Linked DNA regions of Homo sapiens: all the other regions are linked to region 2. A link is a contact called in ENCODE Hi-C or POLR2A ChIA-PET data. All regions are on one chromosome and are shown on one strand. Each heading gives the region's core, a stretch centred on a gene start or an enhancer-like site at or near the end of the contact. The rest is flanking DNA. Distances are from core to core; before and after follow the strand shown. Region 1 overlaps ST7 (suppression of tumorigenicity 7). Region 2 holds the start of MDFIC (MyoD family inhibitor domain containing). Region 3 holds the start of IFRD1 (interferon related developmental regulator 1). Region 4 holds the start of ST7 (suppression of tumorigenicity 7).

What was found. Hi-C counts contacts between places; a loop is a spot of excess contacts on that map. ChIA-PET counts read pairs that join two places held with the same protein, here RNA polymerase II (POLR2A). Pooled maps may share reads with other maps.
Region 1: a map of naive thymus-derived CD4-positive, alpha-beta T cell shows a loop between it and region 2 (8-fold over the local background). The contact joins the enhancer-like site here to the promoter of MDFIC in region 2. A Hi-C loop is called at or near these places in 1 of 168 maps with a recorded cell type or tissue (naive thymus-derived CD4-positive, alpha-beta T cell), 8 of 37 single-sample maps with no recorded cell type and 8 of 50 pooled maps. POLR2A ChIA-PET finds 5 or more read pairs at or near these places in 2 of 52 experiments (activated CD4-positive, alpha-beta T cell and activated CD8-positive, alpha-beta memory T cell).
Region 3: a loop to region 2 is called in a map of B cell, with 17 times the contacts of the local background. The contact joins the promoter of IFRD1 here to the promoter of MDFIC in region 2. A Hi-C loop is called at or near these places in 3 of 168 maps with a recorded cell type or tissue (B cell, CD4-positive, alpha-beta memory T cell and naive thymus-derived CD4-positive, alpha-beta T cell), 4 of 37 single-sample maps with no recorded cell type and 10 of 50 pooled maps.
Region 4: a pooled map shows a loop between it and region 2 (6-fold over the local background). The contact joins the promoter of ST7 here to the promoter of MDFIC in region 2. A Hi-C loop is called at or near these places in 7 of 37 single-sample maps with no recorded cell type and 12 of 50 pooled maps. POLR2A ChIA-PET finds 5 or more read pairs at or near these places in 1 of 52 experiments (activated B cell).

Annotation. Positions count from the first base shown.
Region 1 is chr7:117,007,751-117,010,612 of GRCh38, forward strand. The region is part of intron 1 of ST7 (suppression of tumorigenicity 7); the gene reads left to right. Among named protein-coding and RNA genes, the nearest start is that of MIR6132, 11 kb to the right of the region's middle. Within about 2 kb of position 1,606, at least 2 of the 41 ENCODE cell types and tissues checked have a DNase peak (open chromatin) inside an H3K27ac peak, as active enhancers do.
Region 2 is chr7:114,920,817-114,923,856 of GRCh38, forward strand. MDFIC (MyoD family inhibitor domain containing) reads left to right here and starts at 1,278. Exons shown (of 5, transcript NM_001166345.3): 1 at 1,278-1,820; 2 at 2,111-2,311. The coding sequence starts at 2,218. RefSeq lists silencers at 1,218-1,357, 1,688-1,737, 1,748-1,927, 2,158-2,297.
Region 3 is chr7:112,448,972-112,451,755 of GRCh38, forward strand. It overlaps IFRD1 (interferon related developmental regulator 1), which reads left to right and starts at 1,489. Exons shown (of 12, transcript NM_001550.4): 1 at 1,489-1,811. The coding sequence starts at 1,718. LOC128031837 reads left to right here and starts at 1,516. Exons shown (of 1, transcript NM_001414739.1): 1 at 1,516-1,674. The coding sequence starts at 1,516. The coding sequence ends at 1,674. RefSeq lists enhancers at 579-1,396, 1,397-2,214, 1,514-1,803, 2,044-2,093, 2,214-2,333.
Region 4 is chr7:116,951,950-116,954,875 of GRCh38, forward strand. ST7 (suppression of tumorigenicity 7) reads left to right here and starts at 1,552. Exons shown (of 16, transcript NM_001369598.1): 1 at 1,552-1,742. The coding sequence starts at 1,592. It overlaps ST7-AS1 (ST7 antisense RNA 1), which reads right to left and starts at 2,385. Exons shown (of 1, transcript NR_002330.1): 1 at 497-2,385. It overlaps ST7-OT4 (ST7 overlapping transcript 4), which reads left to right and starts at 1,899. Exons shown (of 5, transcript NR_002329.2): 1 at 1,899-2,160; 2 at 2,512-2,730. RefSeq lists enhancers at 1,098-1,207, 1,623-2,546 and silencers at 1,468-1,537, 1,748-1,947, 2,008-2,307.

The DNA.
Region 1 (2,862 bases), core at 356-2,855, 2.1 Mb after region 2:
GTCTTCAGAATTCTTTTCATTTTACGAAACTGAAGTTCTGTACCCATTAAACAACTCCCCATTTTCTTCTTCCTCCTGCCTCTGGCAATCACCATTCTACTTTCTGTCTCTATGAATTTGAAGTCTATAGTTGCACAGGCACAAATGTCTGTCTCTAGAAACATTTTCCAAGTAATACACTTCACTACATTTTCTCTTAGAATCACCTATATCTGTGTTAAAACTGTAAGAATCTGTGTTAAAATTTTAAGAATGTAGCAGTTGTCTTGATTAGAAATATATTTTCAATAGCCTTTCAAAAAACCAGAGACAAAAAAGCAGAGAGGAAATTATCTGCTTCTTATCTGAAGGCTAATGACAAAAAAAGTCATCCATGTGAACTTTAATAGAAATCTGCCGAAACCCTTAATGAGGTAGGTATCATGATCAGCGTAACTCATTACAGAATTGTTGTATTTTAGAGCTAGAAAAAAACCTCAGAAATAATTTTAAGTTCTTCATTTCATAAATGAAGTGATACTGTTGTGAAATGTCTAACCAAATTAATTAACTGTGCAGTTAGGATTGTAGTCTGTTTCTTGTTTCTCAAGAATTCCCTTTCAGCAATTGTTGGTGAACAGGGTCAGATTTTCTCAGACAAACTAGCTATTACTTGTGTTCTACACTATGAGTATGTTTTATAGAAAGTTTTCCTGGCTTATAATATAATTGAAGAGACTTGGAAATCTTAGCCCATGATTTCCATTTTTATATAATCTTCAAGGGCTAGAGATGTATGTGGATTGGAGGTATGTGGTTTTCCTTATCTGGGAAAGTAGTTGACAATTTCTCAGAAATTGAGCATTTATCACCAGTTCTAATGTGATAGGGAATGAGGTATTGTTCATAGTATCATCAGAAATGAAGGGAATTGGGATGAAACTTTTCTTGAATTTCTGACCCTGATGCAATCAGGCAGTTGTTGATGGATTCCATTATCTTCGTGAGTCTTGTCAATGGCAGAGACCTAATTGAAGATTAGAGCTCTTGCAGAGAAAGGTCAAATCAACCACAGTAAATATTGTTGAACAGGGTTTGGCAAACTGTAGCCCATGGGCTGCCTGTTTCTGTGAGATTTATAAGCTAACTTTTTTTTTAACATTTTTAAATCGCTGAAAAATTTTCAAAAGAATACGTCATGATATGTGAACATTACAAGAAATTTAATTTCAAAGTTTATAAATAAAGTTTTATTGGAACATGGCTACATTAATTTATGTATTGTTTATGACTATTTTTGCACTGAAACAATAGAGTAGTTGTGACAGAGAACAGATGGTCCCACAAAATCTAAACTGTTTACTATTTGGCCCTTTATAAAAAGGATTTGCCAGCTCCTGCTAGAAAACATTGAGAATGATTTGTTTTGTAGTACCATGGAAATTTGTGATCTTCTTTGCTTACCTAGAACTGCAGCTGTATGCTACAGCTAAGAAATTCCTTAAAGAACTTCTCCACTTTTTTTTTGTTTTTTTTTTTTTGTTTTTGGCCTCTGGGACAACCCACACTAGTCCATTCATGACTATTTTTTATGACTTTCTTTGCTTATTTTCCAGTGGTTCCTTTTGCCAATCATGTGAACAGACCAAAACCACACAGGAAGGTCTGTGGTTTGCCTAAAGAAGCTTTTCTACAGAGGGATATGTCTGGCTTGGGTACCTCCCTGTTTGTTGTACAAACCTATAGTTTGATTCTGATCATTACACTAGAGCTTTGATTCAAATGTATATAAAATGACCATCACTGTCAGGATGTAAAATGAATAAGCATATTTATTGTTGGATTCATATTTGTAGGACGAAAATCTTAATCTTTCTTATTTTTATCAGGCATTTTAGTAACTTTAGTAATGTTTCTCATGACTGCTAATTATACATCAAGATTAATTGCTATATTTTTTTTTAATTGGCTAACCTTAAACACATAAACCCAATGTCCTTTTTTATAGTCATCTTCTGATAGAGTTAAAACATCAGTGATAGGGAGACCACACAGCACCTCTTATAAAAGTTATTTACCTCCTTTTTCCAGCTGTGGTTACTTGATTTTAGTTCTCTTGAGGCCACTGTAAGAAGGGAGTGGCCCTACAACCATGTAAGAGATCTGTGCTTTGCAGCCACTGAGAACCGGGGATCCTGCCACTATTGCCACCATCCTTTTAAAGCATAACAACAAACAGGTGTTGTGTATCCAGAAAGAGCCCTTATCTGAAGGTTTGGAGTTTGGTTAAGCAGATCTTTTATTATGTTTTACTCATGCGTTTGGTCATAATTATGCTTTTGTGCTCAATAAGGATGATTGTTATCTGTGAAAGTAACTGACAATTTCTCAGAACCATTGCCTTGGTTCTAGGTTCTAGGTAGCTAGTAACTAGTCTGGTTAGTGCCATGGAGAATGTGGAGCACTGGTCTGGGTCATGATATTGAGTTGAGTAGCTGAATTCTCTCCTCACTTCATAGGGTAGTTCTTTTATCTGGTTAGTGCTAGATGCTCATCTGTCTTAGCTTACTTAAATTTTGAGGTCTTGGGAGTAGAGCCCAGTAATGGGAGGAGCTGGGCATACGCTCTAGGAATCTTCTGCATCCAGATAATCCTTTTTTTAGTGGAGTCTTCTCACATTTTGGGATAGGCCATGAGGTAGACTTGGGGCTCAGTAAGCAAAGCCAATGAGGATGACAAAACATGAAAAGGAAATGCTGATGCAGATGCAGGCTGGAGTGGGTGGTAAGAGGCCTGGGAGAGCAGCAAGATGAGATATCTTAGATAATGTTTGTTCTGACTTAGTAATAAGGTGAAATTGGGATGTGACATAACCTTAAGGCA
Region 2 (3,040 bases), core at 28-2,527:
TCTCCAAGTGAAAAAAAAATGTTAGTTATGTGTAATGGGGCAAAATGTCATTTGTCTTTTTGGGGAGAATGGTCTGAATGACTGTCATCAGCAACTTTGAAGGCTGTTTTTTTTTTTTTTTTTTTTTTTTTAAATGGAGTCTTGCTCTTGTCGCCCAGGCTGGAGTGCAATGGCACAATTTCTTCTCACTGCAACCTTTGCCTCCTGTGTTCAAGCGATTCTCCTGCTTCAGCCTCCCAGTAGCTAGAATTACTGGCGCCCGCCACAATGCTCAGCTAATATTTGTATTTTTAGTAGAGATTGGGTTTCACCATGTTGGCCAGGCTGGTCTCGAACTCTTGACCTCAGGTGATCCACCTGCCTCGGCCTCCCAAAGTGCTGGGATTACAGGCGTGAGCCACCGCTCCCGGCCGAAGGCTGGCTTTTTTACCATCATTGAAATCAAGTTAGAATGCACTGTCTCTTCATAGGTAACAAGTAAATCTTTGTAATCAATTGGAATAAATTCCAATGAGCTTTTTGAAAAAATGAAATTTCTGGGATATTATTAATGATGCACATAGAAAGACAGTGAATCCAATGCACATTTTCTTCAGTTTTGATAACGTTACTGTGATTCCTCGCTTGTCCAAAAGAATCGAAGAATGAGTTCGTTCTAGCTTTCTACAAATGAATTCTGCATTTCATTCACAATGAAATAAAAGAGCAAAAGTTATCTGAGTATACCACTAAAGTACTATATATCTGTAAATTACTTTACACTTGCTATCCTCGGCTCATCAGATTAAGCTACAATCAGAATGTCTCATTTATAAACGGAAAGTTGATCAGCTTTTTACTTCCGACCACAAGTTTATCTCCCCTCAGATACCACTGATCCAGTGAGGCATTTAGCTTGCCATAGGCCAGGCTGGGGCCAGTACCACGGCATCCGCAAGGGTGCCAACCTTGTTTGCCTGGATGCCTCCAGCAGATTCGCGCAAACTGCAACTGGTTTTACATCAGGAATACTGTTTGACCAAAGAGTAATTTAGGAGCCAGAGATGAAGTGAGTAAACGTTCAACCGAGGGGTCAAGGTTTCAAACGCACACGTTCTCTATCCCACCAGGAAAGTTCGATACTGTAACAGTGTTTTCGTTTTTCCTTGTCCACCCTAAAGGTTTTCGTCAGGATATTCCCAAAGCCTCCGTCGGTCTGGGGGCAGGAGTAGGGAGAAGGGATGAGGTGACTTTTTGGGCGGGGTGGGGGGAACGTCTGGGCAGCCAGGGACCTGCCCATTCACTCCCCTTTCCCAGCCCCGGGAGGGCGCAGCGCCCGGGTGGGGAGCCCGAGCCAGCCCAGGCCGGCTCTGGCCTCCTGACCCAGACAGCGCAGGGCGCGAGGGATCGCGCGGCCGAGCCCGGGTCGCGCCGCTCCCAGCATCGGGGCCGCTAGCCAAGAGTTCGAGGCCTTCCCGATCCGGATGTGATGAAAAAGAGCAACAGAGGGAGAAGTGTTTCAGGATTGTAGGAGTGGAAGAGGGGAAAGAGAGGCAGAGAGGGGGAAGGCCCCCTCGCAGGGGAGCCGGCTGGAGTGAGCTGGCTGGAAAGAGGGGGCGGAGTGCGCGGAGTCAGAGCCGCCACCGCTGCCGCAGTTGCCGCCACTGCGGCGTCTGGGCTGAGCCGGAGGGAGGCGGGAGGACGCGCAGGGGCGGCCGCCGCCGTCGTCAGGCCACCGGGGCGAAAATGCGGCCGCTGCCGGAGGCTCGCTAACTTTCCGGGGCGGAAGAGGAGGAGGAGGAGGAGGAAGGGGCTTGGAGCGACTACGGGGGGATGCGGAGGTAGGTAGTGGTCTCCGGGCGGGGAAGAGGAGGGGTTTGATCCCCATCCCCGGGGTTCTCCCAAACCCGATCTCTCTTTCCAGCCCCTCCCCGCTGGGTCCACCTCGGACCCCTGGGACCCCGCCGCTGTCAACTTGCGCTGTAACAGTTTTCTTCGCAAGTTTCAAATCAAAACTTCCCCGGGGTGGAGTTTGAGGGAGGGAAGTGGAGGGGGAGGGAACGTCCCGCAGGGGTGGTGTGCTCTTCTCTAAAAACATTTTTTTTTTTAATTTTGTATATTTTTCCGCCAGAAGCAGTCAGTTCCCTGCACCCAGCACCTCACAGCCCTTCCTCCGTGCGCCCTGCCGGGCGGCGAGCTAGGCGGCAGCGGCGCGGCGCGGGCTCGGCGGAGCGGCCCATGTCCGGCGCGGGCGAAGCCCTCGCTCCCGGGCCCGTGGGGCCGCAGCGCGTGGCCGAGGCGGGCGGCGGCCAGCTGGGCTCCACAGCCCAGGGTGAGTGCGCGCTTGCAAGTGGCAAGCTTCTTTGTCATTGTTGCATTTTTCAGTTTGCTCACAAGTGCACAGATAGGGGTGGGGGGAGTGCTGTGAGGAGGGGCTCCCACTCGTAGTTGAGAACTTTTGCACAGTTCGCGTTACTCAGGCAAGTTCTTCAGGATCCTTGCCCTAGATCAACAACCGGGTAAGAGGGCGGGAACCGTTGGTCCCTCCACTCCCCCTTCCTTTGGTTGCGAAGAAACAGGATGACAGGATTGCTTCTTTCTTAAGCATATGCATGTTTGGGCCTAAGACTCAATGTGTAGGTTCTGAAGCGCTTCTCCTCTAGGTCTCTTCAGCAGATCCAGGACTGCCGCAGCTCTCTGAACAAGCGTGCACTTACTCCATTTCATCTTTCTGTTTCTTGTTGGCTCCTCTACCACCCGGTTGATAATTCAGGTTTCTGTGACCAGTAGCTTTGGAATGGCTTATGCTTGTTTTCAATAACTGGTTTGTTTTGAAATAAATAAACAAGGTTTATAAGAAACACTTTCCAAGAATGAATTAGCTTCTTTGTGTTCTTCCAAAGTGTAAACACACACAGCCTATAAAATACTCTTGTGTCTGGGAAACTTCCATAACAAGCTTCTAAACGAGTTGAACCTTTCTTCTCTTGAAGGCAATATACTTTAGGTTTCCATTGGTGACAGAGAGGAAGGTTCTTAAACTTCTAATGCATTTTACTCT
Region 3 (2,784 bases), core at 239-2,738, 2.5 Mb before region 2:
ATGAGGAAGCAGTGAAAGATGAGGCTGGAAAGGGAGTCAGGGCCAGGCTAAAAGGGTTGGCATTTAAAGTTAGTCATGGGAGCCATGGAATGTTTTTGAGCAACTATTAAAGCAGGTGGATTAGTAAAATAGGGAACACACAAATAAATCTGGCAGCATTACTGTGCATGAAACATGGATGAAAAGACTGGGAGATCGCTTAAAATGCCCAGGCATGAACTGAGGTCACATGTGATCACAGAATAGGACAGGAATTTAAGAGTGCTATTTTAAAACTAATTGCTTTGCGGGTGGGGAGGGGGTGGTGCATCAAAGGGAAAAAAGACTATGAATTTGAGTTTTGGAATTTAACATATGGGAGGATAATAAATAGTACAGTGAACAAAGGGAAGACAGGAAGAAGGAAATATAGTATTCGTTTCAGAGATGTTGGGTTGAGGCACAAGTGGAACATTCTGGTGGAAATTTGCTACAGGCAATTGAAAATAGAATAGAGCTCAGCTGAGAGGTGGAGTGGCGGATGACTCACCTACATTGAGGTGAGTCAGGGACTTTGATCTGTCATAAGCATAGTATATGAACCTAATAACAGGCTCTAAATACTAGACAAATGTCCTAACAAGGAAGACAGAGATCTAGGAGTGCCTTGAGAAAAAAGGCAGCACTGCGATTATTGATCTGTATAACTTGTGTTTGTTTTACCAGCTGTGAAATTCTCAGAACTGGCAGGTAGTATTGTCAAGGGACACATTCTTGTATAGAAACCCACAACGCTGAATCGTCATATATTCCTAGTCTAGAATCTGAGATATACACGAACTCCACAACTAAGTAGACGAAAGCATCCCTTTTTTTGGGGGGGGGGGGGGATGGGGGGCACATAACCCTGAACCACGGTCCAATTACAGGTACAGTACTGATGATGGCTTAAGTAGTTCATGGAACTAGTTAAAACTAAAACCATGGAAATGTTACCCAGGAGAGGTAAGGCTGCGTGCCTGGCAGGTGCCGCAGGGAAGTAGGGGAAAGGTTAAGGAGAACACCAGCCTCCGGAGAAAGAGAAGCAAAGGTGATTGCATAGCTGCCAGCTGGAAGCCGACTCTCGTCATAGGGCATACTCGCCCCACTGTGCATCGCCGGTGCCTACCTCACCCAGTTCCAAGGCGGGGGCGCGCCGAGGCAGGGGTGGGGTCACCAGGAGAAAAGCAAGTGGGCAGAAAAGCCCGTTGGGAAGAGACGGCTGGGAGGAGGCCCCGGCCCCAGCCTTACTACGTTTCCCAGAATTCAGTGAGGCCACGAAGACAGGCTCCCTGGGCGCGGACGGAAGACTGGCCGCATGGGATTTGTAGGTAGGATCCGCGCCCCGCCCGACGGAGGCGTCCAGTGGGGAGGTGTGCAGGGATTGGTTGGGAAGCGCTCAAGCCCCGCCCACAGAGTGACGTCAGGTGGCGGTATTGCTACTTAAGGCGTCGTGGCCTCCCCTGCCCCGCCTTAGCTCCCGCGCTAGAGAGAAACATGTATCGTTTTCGATCACAGCTCTTCACGGGGATTTCTGCTGCCGCCACCGCCCACTCTTACCCCCGCCGCTTCTCGACTCTGTTGTTAGCCGAAGACTCGCCTCTCAGCCGCCCGCCGCACAGACGCACGAGTAAAAAGTGCAGCTCCATCGGCTGATCCTCGCTAAGCTCCGACTCTGGGCGGCACCGGGCGTCCCACGATGCCGAAGAACAAGAAGCGGAACACTCCCCACCGCGGTAGCAGTGCTGGCGGCGGCGGGTCAGGAGCAGCCGCAGCGACGGCGGCGACAGCAGGTAAGGGGTATCCCCGCCGCCGGCATCCCAGTTGCCGGCCAGGCTGGCGAGTCTTCCATGCTTCGGCACGGTGGGAGTTGTAGTTCTTTCTCTGATGTACACATTTGCATTTCCAGGGTGCGTGGTTTGGCTACTGAACTACAATTCCCAGCGTGCCCTGGGCGCTGCTCCTCGCGCGATTTAGATCTGGCGTGCGAACCGGACTCTTGGGCACCGGCCGTGGGGGCAGGGAGGAACGGGTCCTTGGGCCTGAGAGTGTGTCGGGACAGGGGCTGACCGGGAGCTGGGCGGGAAAGGAACCATTGTCAGAGTTCCTTTCTCGGCGGCGATCTCGCCCGATCTCTCCCCGACCACGGGTGGGGAAGAACGGGGAGTTGAGCCCGTGCCGTCACTGGCCGCCTTTGACACCCTGGCTCCAACATGGAGCTCCTGGGATGCCAGACGTCCGGCGGGTTTGGACGGGCTCTTGCGTCACGCGGCCTGGGCCTTGCGCGGTGGGCCCGGGGTGACGCAGAGGCGCTGGGGAAGCTTTCCGTCTCGCAGGTCCACCTGGCCAGGCGAAGGCGTCGGAGGCGGGGGGACCACTTTCTCCCCCCTAGGCTGTGCTCCTTCCCCTAACTGGCACCTGCAGAAGCCCTGAACCTCTAGCACCTCTGCGACCACCCGAGGCGACCTCCTGCTCACGGGGGGAAGAAACGCGTTCTCCTTTGTGCTGCATTCTATATGTTCTCTGCAGTGAGCCCCAGAGAGGCAGGGTGGTGAGGAGCTTAGGTTGCAGTTGGCTAAAAGTTGAGGTTATTGTGCCCTCGCTACGAAGTTGAAACTTTTCCTGGGTGGGATGAGTAGGTGCTTAACTGAACTTATGGTTTTCTACTTATTATATGGTTAAGAAAAAGGATTCCAATTGGAATTGGAAGGCCCTTCTAGGAGAGACCCCAATAAACTCAAATCGAGTATTAAATAACCTGGGTAA
Region 4 (2,926 bases), core at 302-2,801, 2.0 Mb after region 2:
GTATTTGGACCCAAGAAGATTCTGTATTCGGCCTTTGAGCCGCTGCTCCGCCCGCTCCCACAATGTAGAGTGTACTTTCGTTTTCAATAAATCCCTGCTTTCGTTCTTTTGTCGCTTCTCTGGGTGTTTTGTCCAATTCTTTGTTCAAAACGCCAAGAACCTGGACAACCTGCAGTCACGATCCTTTACTGGTGACAATATTGTTTTATTTTACTGAGATTCCATGTATCAGTGTTAGACACAAAAATCATTTGGTCATGTGCTGCCATAAATAACTATAAAGAAAGTCTATGTGTGCCAATTTCACTTATTCTGGCCTGGATCTCACTGTAGTAGATCAAATGTGAGGAAGAAACAGTAGCCGAGAGAGGCTGGAATTAGTAAAAATTTAAGAGTAGTTCCATCCATTATGTATGCCGTAATAGGCCCTATATGTGAAAAGTTAAAGGAGCTTATTTAATTATGAAGGAAACTATTATACAAGTAAGCAAAACAATTTATAATAAAATATTCTTTATGCTCAGAATTTTAAAAATAGATGTAGACTGGAAAACCTGCAATTTCCTCATTACCATCTAATACATAGAAAGTCAAATCACTTACGGACAGAAACAGACTTGAAAATTTCAGCTGAGAAAACATTTTAGAATAAAAGAAACATTTTATTCAGCACAGTCAAAACAAAACAAAAACAACAAAACAATGTTTAAAATGGACTTTCTGTTAGAGGTGGCCGTTTCACAGTCAAAATTATCCCAGAGAATTGTTTATATTAAAAACAGGCTGAGAATAGTTTGACCTCTGATCACCAAAAAACCTGGAGGATAAACATTCATCTGTCAAGATTTCTCTGGAAAATCCCTGCGCTGCTTCAAAGAGACAGAACAAAGGTAAATAGCATCTGCCACCCAAATCTTGCTGAATAGAGTGATTTATCTTCAGGCCTACTAGCCGGCGACAGGAGCGCACCTCCTCCCTTCTCCTAGCTGTCCCGGGTTTATTCATTCCCTGAGCCTGAATCCTGATAAGGGAGCAGAGTAGGGTTTAAGACCTCGGACCCCAGAATACACCACTGCAATTGAATTTTGGTTCCACCTTAAGGTAAACTACGCAGCTGCTGTGAGCCTCAGTTTCCCTACCTATAGAAAGAGGATCGTAGTGGGGAATTGTTGCAGGGGTTAAATGAGATTGTACGGATCGTGGAGCAGCGCCTGGCGTGTGGTAAACGCTCAACTTATGCGGGTTGTAACTGCCTGAGGCGTTTCCTTCGGCGCGCCACTTGGCCTTCTCTTTCTAAATATTAGCATAATAAATATAAATGGACCCAGAACGCGAGGGGGCAGGGGCCACGTGATCGCTCCACGAAAGCCACTTGTAGGGACCTTTAGAGAGTTAGCAATAAGGCTGGAGAAGGAAAAGCCGGCGCGCCCGCGGCCCGCGCGATTTCCCGCCGAGCCCGCGTCCCCGGCGGCGGGCGGGCTCCGGGGGCGCCCGGGCCGCGGCGGCGGCGGCGGCGCGAGCTGCGCCTCCGGGCCGGTGAATCATCCCGGCAGACACCAAGAGCCGCGGCAGCAGAGAGGAGCGCTGAAACATGGCTGAAGCGGCCACGGGCTTTCTGGAGCAGCTCAAGTCCTGCATAGTTTGGTCTTGGACGTATCTGTGGACCGTGTGGTTCTTCATCGTGCTATTCCTGGTCTACATCCTGCGGGTGCCTTTGAAAATCAACGACAACTTGAGCACAGGTAAGGCCTGGGAGCCGGGCCCGCGGCGCCCACCCCTCCCCCGCCCCGGAAAGTTAGTGCAACTCGCGCGGGGCCGCGGCCAGGCGCGCGCTCGGGGACGCGCCGGGGCCCGCGCACCGGAGGCCCGCGGCTACCCGCCAGCAACGCGGCGGCTTAGGCGGCGGGGCCGGGCAGCTGGGCGCGCGGGGGCGGCCGGTGGCCTTCACGGCCCCGCGGAGGAAGAGCTGCGCCGCGCACAGCCCGCAAGGCGGGCCGGGCCGGGCCGGCAGCCGCCCTGCTGCGTCGCTGGTGGTCGGGAGACGGAGAAGAACGGGTGTCGCGGGCGAAGGAGTTCCCAGGACACCCCCTCGGGTGTCTGCGCCGGAACTCCGAGGGTTCCCCGGAGTTAGACCGAGTCCTTCCTCACGCCCTCCCGGCTGTGGGTGCCAAGCGGCCGAAGTGTGGTCGGGGAGGCGCCCTCCCGCCCGGCCGCGGAGGCCCGAGGGCGGCTGCCGGAGGGTGCTCGGCGGCGAAGCCCCCTGACCCGGCCGGGCTGTCCGGGCGGCGCCCTCCGTGGCCCGGAGTTGCGTCTTGCCGGGCGTGGGGCTGTCTCTCTGGTTGGGTAGTGGGGAGAGGGGTTCCCGAAGGCACTCTTGGGAGTGTATGGATGACGTGTCAGGTCACCAAATGGATTGTCGAAGGGACCGGAGGGAAGAGGGGAGAGCTGGAATTTCTGAGGGTTTCGGTTGCAGTTTTCAGTGATCTTTGCTCGTCTCCCTTCCCTGTAAAGCTACATATGCTCAGCAAGTGCCGCGTGCCTCCCATCCTTGGTCGGTGGTAAATGCAGGAGGTAATTAACAGGATCTTCACAAACTTGGAGCCAGCCCACTGAGTCGTTAAAAAAACACCCGCAAAGAAAACACACGAGCCTTAACACTCCAGAGAGTTCCGAAACACAAAGTAAATTTCGAGCTAAGGGTTACAGTCCTTTAAATCTGGAAATTTCAAGGTAGAGTGTTTTTGTTTTTGTTTTAAATTTTAATTTCACAGTACTGGGAAATTCTTACAGTCCTGAAGATATATACATATGTACACATATATATCTTCCCTTGTTAATCTCCATACTCTGGGAGTGCAAGTCTGGAAATGCATTTTCCTCAGGTGTTTAGCTGCATTAAAACGCTTTTTAAAACGCTTGAGATAAT